2 separate regions of the Homo sapiens genome follow, and region 1 is linked to region 2. A link is an interaction called in ENCODE POLR2A ChIA-PET data of the cell type or tissue named here. Cell type or tissue: OCI-LY7. All regions are shown on one strand.

Evidence for each region. Peaks named below come from ENCODE experiments on the same cell type or tissue, not always from the same donor. Only the 100,000 strongest peaks of a DNase experiment are listed, where the experiment ranks them.
Region 1: POLR2A ChIA-PET joins it to region 2 with 6 read pairs; 7 of 35 experiments call an interaction of 5 or more read pairs at or near these places.

The regions. Positions count from the first base shown.
Region 1 is chr17:60,068,537-60,072,536 of GRCh38, reverse strand. HEATR6 (HEAT repeat containing 6) reads left to right here. Exons shown (of 20, transcript NM_022070.5): 5 at 208-322; 6 at 1,730-1,831; 7 at 2,689-2,826. Among named protein-coding and RNA genes, the nearest start is that of HEATR6, 8.4 kb to the left of the region's middle. In OCI-LY7, no CTCF peak of the experiment used is centred here; no DNase peak of the experiment used is centred here.
Region 2 is chr17:60,133,884-60,137,883 of GRCh38, reverse strand. LOC100996660 (a long non-coding RNA gene) reads left to right here and starts at 2,240. Exons shown (of 3, transcript NR_187530.1): 1 at 2,240-3,128. RefSeq lists enhancers at 2,299-2,398, 2,509-2,568. In OCI-LY7, no CTCF peak of the experiment used is centred here; DNase peaks (open chromatin) are centred at 2,163 and 2,763; H3K4me3 peaks cover 2,184 bases; H3K27ac peaks cover 1,017 bases.

The DNA.
Region 1 (4,000 bases), 65 kb after region 2:
ACCACCCTTCCTCTATATTCATTCTAGCCCTGTGCCTGTCCCCCAGCAGTAACTAATTAACCAAAATAATAATTTTCCATAGCATAGTTGCACTCAAGGGTATATTCCAACTCTAATAGTCTATATTACTGCTATTTTTAATTAGTCTTTTGCAAGCCTCATTTTAAAGGAGACTGAGTTTGAGTTGTTTTCTCTGTATGCGTTTAGTGTGCCAGGACAGCCGTATTTGGAGGAGCCCTACCAAAATGTCTGTTTCCAAGCTTTTCTGACTATTTTACAGTCTCCAAAATCATCTGATATGGATGATATCACATTTTGCATGGTAAGTGGACTATCATTGACGTAGTGAATGTTGCGGATGTGTCTAGAAGCAGATTGGAAAAGTGTTACTAACGAGTTTAATTTGCACCATTAGCTTCGTCTAGAGAAATACACATATATGAAATGTTTGTAACCTAAAAAGACTAAAATCATACCATTTCGGTTTAAATTATAAGAAGCTTTTTATTTGTTATATTTTGCAATTCTAGATTTTTAGAGGAAACTATTCTTTTTCCTTCTGAGTATAAAAGCAATAGTTGCAGGCTAGTGACTATCTTTAAGATGAAAGTAAAGAGAGATTTCACCAAATATATCTGCAATATTTTATTTCTTTTTTAAAAATACGATGCAAACGACAGTTTATTAACATCTTTTAAATTTAGAGTAACACATTTCAAATGTTATATAGCTGAGATAAAGTTCCTTCTAGTCTCCTGCTCGGATATAGCCACTGAAGACAATTTGTGCTGTGTGCCCTCAGATTTTTTTTTCTATATGTAAATGAGCATAATTACAGCTTTAAGTGGGATCATATTTAACATGCTGTTTTGTAACTTTCTTGTTTTGTTAAAACTTAATATCTCTGGGACATCTATTCGGTTCCTGTTAATATACCTCATAGTTTCTAACTGCTATGGCTGGAAGACCTTGGACAAGTTAGTTAACTTCTTGGAGCCTCTGTGTTCCTCCCTGAAAAGGGACTGATATAACCACATTGTGGGGTTCTTATGAGAAGTATATGAAATAAAGCATTCAAAGGGCCTACTGTTATTGTTGTTGAGTTTTACATTTAGCAGAGGGTTAGCTTCTTTTATAATCATTATCATAATCATCAAAATTGAAGTTTTTAAAATTTTCCCACTATTTCAAACAAGGCTACAGTTCACATCATCCCAATGTCGGAAGTGTTTCTTAAGGAGAGAGTTCTAGAAATGAGATTACTGAGTCAAGAAATCAATCTTGGTCAGAATTGCCCTCCAGAAACCAAGTTTCTATAATTTATCAGCAGTTCCCACATACATCCCCTTGCTTTTAAGAGGGCTGGGTTTGCCATATTACAGAGCTTTCCCAATTCTGATCTGTGCTATCTTTTTTATCCCTTGTCACATTTTTCTTGCTAAACATCTTCTCTCTTTTTTCTTGCTCACCATTTGTACATAGTGGTTTATAAACATGTACAATAAGACCACTTCATTATTCTTTTCTTCTAGAAAAGAATTCATGGTAGTTTATTAGGTCTCCTTAGATCTTCATTTCTGCTTTGTGTGTGTATATGTGTGTCTATAATAAAGTTTTTTTTCATCATCTAGAGACTGTCTCTCTTCCATCCTAAGTGGTGCTAGTAAGTTGATTCCTGGACAACCAGATTTTATTCTGCCTTCTAACTGGGTCTCCCTTTTCCCCCTAGTTATTGCAAAATGCATTAAAAGGTATACAGTCACTTCTAAATGGTGGGAGAATGAAACTAACACAGACTGATGAACTTGGAGCACTTTTAGCTGTGCTAAAGGTAAGGCAAGTCTTCATATGATCATTGTCTTTCCTGTTTCAACCCATGGTACAAGGACCACTTTACATCCTTATTCTAAGGCTAACTTTGAGGTATTAAAAGTTCTTACATATATTTTGAGAGAGTAGACAAAAATGTTCATATTCAAAGACACTTAATATTAAGAACAGAAAATAAATCTCCATTTAATAAATGCATCAAAATTTTAAAATTATTTATGAATCTTAGGAAGGGAATCGGTAGGGGAGTATGACCTATAGAATATTTAATTATAGACTATGTTGTACTTGTTTGTACAAGAAGAGCCAGTGCTTCTCCTTGGCTTTCTCCTCCAAGTAGTAGACAGGCCAACCAAGACGTGTGTCAATGGGCAGCTTCCGAGCGTGCCAGTCAGTCGGAAAGTCAGGCCAGCATCTCTGGGGACCCAGCTTCTTCAGCCAGCAAAGTAAGAAGTAATTCTTTCCTTGTGGCATTCTCTTGCTCCCACATCAAATAGAGAGATAGCTATAGGTGGAGATAGGTAAATAAAAATGATAAATTTGTTTAAAAAATTATAGACAGATAAAGTAATTGGATAAATTTTATAAATAAATAAGGAAACTAAAACCAGACCTGATTTGATCTGACCAAACCAAATCCAGCTGGAGGCCAGATAAACTTCAGCTCTTCTTTAAGCCCTATGCCTTCAAGGTATCTATTTTCTATCTCATTTATATTTCCTTAGTAGGCTTTTGAACATTATCTATGAGTGTTGTGATCCAGACATGGTAAATAGTTCTATTTTATGATTAATGGTTTATGATTAATGGTTTTTTTGGTTTCGTGTGTGTGTGTGTGTCCTTATTCATCATTATTAGAAATTCATGTTTCACGGACTCCCTGGACTAAACATAGAGATGCCCACGGTGTTATACCCAACTCCGCTTCCTCAGTATGATGGGCGAACACCTATCAAACCACAGCAATCAGAATCCAGTGCTTCTCGACCAACTTTGGTACATTTATGTTTATTTAGATTTAAGTTGTGGCTTATTTTTAATAGATTGTTGTGTGTGTTTTCTATGATTTGCATCACTACTACCCTAAAAGCCTACCTTGAATTTTATTTCAGTTTAGGGTTGTTAGCATAGTAAATTTAAACTCATCTGATGCTCAAAATACCAATTAAAGCATCTTATACTTCTTAGAGGTGTAGTCAGTATAACAGCTATAAAAATGAGCATTCACTTTATACCCCAAACCAAGCATTCTCATCCCCATGATGCTCAAGACCAGGAGTCAACAAACGTTCTCTAAACTTTCTCTACTAGGCTAGTAAATACTTCAGGTCTCTGTCATAACTACCAACTCTATTGTAACAGTGCAAAAGCAGCCATAGACACTATGTAAATGAATGGGCATGACTGTGTTTCACTAAAATTTTATTTACAGAAGCAGGCTGTGTGCTGGGCTGGATTTGGCTTTTGGGCCATAATTTGCCAACCCCACTCTAGACTGTTAGAAGCCCACCTACCAGTCAGCGCACCATCTCCACACCTTACATTCACCTGATTTCCCAGCCTTTCCAGAAGCTGCCATCTCCCTCGTGCTTTGGTTGGAGAACCTGGAGCATACAGATGTATGGCCAAGGATTCACTTCCAGAAATGTCATACCTGATCAAAGTGCTTCTTATTAGAAATTATTTCACTCATTCACTCACTCAGCATTTACCCAACATCTGCTGTGTTCCAGACGCTGTGCTAAGCACTAAGTATATAGACTCTGGCTGCTTTTAGGAGTTTGAGGGAGAAGGCAAAGATGGATAAATAAACAACTACAATGCAATATTATTGTTTCTCTCATTAGAATATTCACAGAGTACTCTGGGAACACATTGAGGACACTCAGTCTAAATGGAGGGGGAAGAGGAGGCTTTTTAAAGGTGTGGTAGCTAAACAGAGATTTCAGAGTGAGTAGCAGTACAGACAAGGAGGAATGAGTGTTTCAAGCAGATAAACCAAAAGGTGCATAGACATAGAGAATGAGAGTATATATTGCCCATTTGTTAACTAGTAGGACTAGAGTTTCAGTGCGGGGAGAGAAAGAGTGGAGCCGTTGTGTAGCAGAGGCCGAATGATAAGATTCTTGTACAGGAGGCTGAGTAGTTTGGGTTTTTATCTCGTAGGCAA
Region 2 (4,000 bases):
CCTGGGAGCAGTAGAGCTTGGAAAACATCTGCTGCTGCCTGCCTGCCCTGATGGTCCCAGAGATAGGGTGAGGAGTAAATGATTCAGGGCAGGACCCCACAGCTGATCAGCTGATGGCTTGGTTGGGCACAGCAGATTCAATTTTTGCCTTTTTTTTTAAAATATACAGAGTCTTGCTCTGTTGCCCAGGATAGACTGCAGTGGTATGATCTCAGCTCACTGCAACCTCCACCTCCCGGGTTCAAGCAATTCTGTGCTTCAGCCTCCCGAGTAGCTGGGACTACAGGCTCGCACCACACGCCTGGCTAATTTTTTGTATTTTTAGTACAGATGGGGTTTTGCCATGTTGGCCAGGCTCGTCTCGAACTCCTGGCTTCACGTGATCCGCCTGCCTCGGCCTCCCAAAGTGCTGGGATTACAGGTGTGAGCCACCACGCCCAGTCTAGCAGATTCAATTTTTAACAATCTTCCTTCTCTGTCCCACCTTGGAGCCCTCCTGATTTTGTCTGTTTATCTGGTAGGGCCTGCTGTGCTCCTTGCGGATGTGACCAAAGCTCTGAAGCACAGGGTCCCCGCCTGATCTTCCCTTGCCTCTCAAATGTGGCACCCTCCTTCAGCTTGTATATCTGGGCTTCATGTTCTGAGGCAGGAAACTGGATATTGCTGAGGTACAGCCACTCAGCTGGGACCACAGAAGGCAGAAGAGGAGAGTTAGAAACAGGAGAGGACATAAAGTGGGCACCTTCTCATCAAGGACTGGCGCCTAGCCTGGGAGGCCTCCTTCCTGCTGAATATAATCACAATAACACAATAATAACAGTAGCTCCCAATTCTTGCCCATTTACTATATGTCTCTGCCAGGCATGCTGCAAGTGAGTTATATCCATCATTTCATTTAATCCTTTCAGCAATCTGTGAGGTATGTGCTGTGATGATGTTCATTTATACACATGGTGCTGGTAGAAGTTAAATTACCCAGACCACACTGCCAGAAACAGCTAGGATTCCGGCACAGGCCTTCTGACTTCAGATGCCTCTCAGATGCTTTCCTGGCCTTGCAGGGGTTTTTCTCTGTGGTGCTTCAATGCCCCATGGAGCACGACCTCTCTGATGACCTCAAGACAAAACTCTGCAAAAGAACCCCAGCAGGGTATCAGGCTGGAGGAGTGTGTGTCGGGGGGGGGGGGGGGGCGGGTGTGCATGTGTAGAGGGTGATTAGGTGCATTCTGGATAAATCAGAGTGCCAAGAGGGACTCCCCCAAACTTCCAAGGTCCTTTCAGGGTTGGACAGCCAGGAGAAGGTGGCTTCCTCAAGAAAAGAGGTACTGCTGGAGCCTGTCCGCCCTGGCTCCTTTCAGATCTGTGGGTAAAAGGCAGCCAGTGGCTGAGCTGGGAGTTCAAGAGGAGCACAGGAGCATGCAGGCCTACAAGTCTGTCTCCTTCCTGTCTGCTGATGAGAGCAGCTTGATGAGAGTACAGCTCCTCCCTGGGGATCTCAGAGTCTGATGGAAGTGACATAGTTTATAACTAGGGGCACAAGGACCATGCCTGTTTCTCATAGGGGACCCAGCACCAGGGCAGTGCCAGATACACAACGGGAGCACAATACATATTTGTGGATGGACAATGCTCATTTTTATTTTTCTTATGCCTCAGTTTCCCCGGCGATGGTGTCCTGGACTGAAGAGACTGACTGGAGTGCATGTTACTGCCGACAAAGTTTCAGAACACCGGCCAGCGCAAGACCACCGACATCAGACTGAGATACAACGGCAGCGATCCTGGATTTGCAGGGCCAGGATAAACAAGGGACTGTAGAGACCATTTTGTCCCATTCATTAATTTTTAGGCAGAACACAGATCTAGAGAGAATAGATGACTTGCCCCAAGCTACCCCGCGAAGGAGGAGGAGGGCCACGGATAAATAGTGTGCTTCGAGAATCTTAACTCTTCGGGGTCAACCTCTCCTTCTACGCCAAGGAAACAGGATCTTCCTGCAACCCCCCGAGACAACCACCGAACAGTCACCCAACTTAGCACTAGGGCCCAGACGTTCCGTCGATCGAATGTACCACGCTCGATTTCTAGGTCTTTAGCACAACGCAGGATAAGTCGATTGGTCGTCCCTGCCGGTCGCTGCTGAGCGCTGATTGGCTCCGGCTTGGGAAGCGGCAGAAAAGGCCGGCGTGTGGGGCGGGCCTGGGGAAGGGACTCCCGCGGCCCTAAGGTGCTGGCGGGCGTTTGGCGTTGCAGCTGTGTGGGCGCTGGTGCGTGCGAGTAGCGCTCGAAGAAACCCAAAGGCGTCGTGGGGCTGCCGTGTGCCCCAGAGAGCACTGCAGGCCGGGTAGGGGCTAAGGCTCCCCGCAGTCTTCTGTGTGTCGTCCAGTACGCAGTTGAAATCGTTCTCCAACCTGGCCAGTCCTCCGAGGCCCTTCTCAGGCGACCAGACTCTGTTAACAGAGTCCATTGCTAAAACTCCTCGTTAGTATTTACCACTCCTCCAGTCTGTGTTTTGAAGCAGTGGTTTTCAACCACTGCCCGTTTTCAGAAGAAATCATCTCAAGCGTCCGTGTGCTGCTAGAAGCCGGGCCGGGAGGTCTTGGTGCCGGACTCCACCCTGCAGCCCTTCCCTTTCGCCACCGCCCTGTGCTTAGAGAAACCTTAGAGTGGAGCAATGAGTCGCCCTTGACTGAGTAACTCTTCGGGGTCAACTTCTCCTTCCACGCCAAGGAAAGGATTCCAGGGCGATGTTTCTGGAAATAGAGATCTGACCAAGCCACTGCTCTGGTGAAAATTCAGTGGGTCCCTAGCACCTAGTGCAGCGGCTCCTAGCCTGAGTATTGCCGTCTTTCGGTGGGGAGGGGTTGGGTTTTTTTGTAGCATCTGTTGATCTGATCTCCAACATCCTCCACGTCAATTCCCACTCCACCCACATCCCTTATCCTATACGTAAGCTTTCCAGCCACGGTGCTGGCTTGGGTGGGGGTGCGTGCGGTGCTGACACCAAAATGGAGGTCCCGTGTTTCTGAGAGTCTCTTTCAGAGCAATGCAAACCTGAAACTACTCCTGCCAAGAAACGATTGCAGCTCTTCCCGGAAAAGTTAAAGCCTTTGAGAAACAAAGCTGAGGTGGGTAACTTAATTAAAAAAATACAGAGAGGAGTTTCAAGTAGACTAAGTGGGAAGAAAAGGAAAGAGTCTTGGGTGGGGCAGGGATTCAGGGCACCAGCTTCCTTATCGCTGAGCCTGGGGGGTGGGGGAGGAGGGGGCATGTGTTGTCACGGGAGGCATTGATAGAGCAACCTCCTTCAGGGAAAGAAAAATGGAGATAGGAAGCAGAGTGAGGAAAGGCCACAGTGGAGTCTGAGGGCTTCGGGGTGGACTTCTGGCAGGAGCCTTCTCCAGCCATGGCTTTAGGGCTGATATGGTTAGGTGCTTTGTGTCCCCACCCAAGTCTCATCTTAAATTGTAATCCCCATAATCCCCACGTGTCAAAGGAGAGACCTGGTGGAGGTAATTGAATCGTAGGGGTGGTTTCCACCATGCCGTTCTCATGATAGTGTGTGAGTTCTCAGGAAATCAGATGGTTTTATAAGGGGCTCTTCCCCCATCACTCCACACTTCTTTCTGCTGCTTTGTGAAAGAGGTGCCTTGCTTCCACTTCTGCCGTGATTGTAAGTTTCCTGAGACCTCCCTAGTCATGCAGAATTGTGAGTTAATTAAACCTCTTTCCTTTCTAACTTACCCAGTCTTGGGTAGTTTTTTGGTTTTGTTTTGTTTTGAGATGGAGTCTCACTCTGTCACCTAGGCTGGAGTGCAGTGGCGTGATCTCGGCTCACTGCAACCCCCACCTCCCAGGTTCAAGCGATTGTCCTGACACAGTCTCCTAAGTAGCTGGGATTACAGGCACACACCACCACGCCCAGCTAATTTTTGTATTTTTAGTAGAGACGGAGTTTCACCATGTTGGCCAGGCTGGTCTCCAACTCCTGACCTCAAGT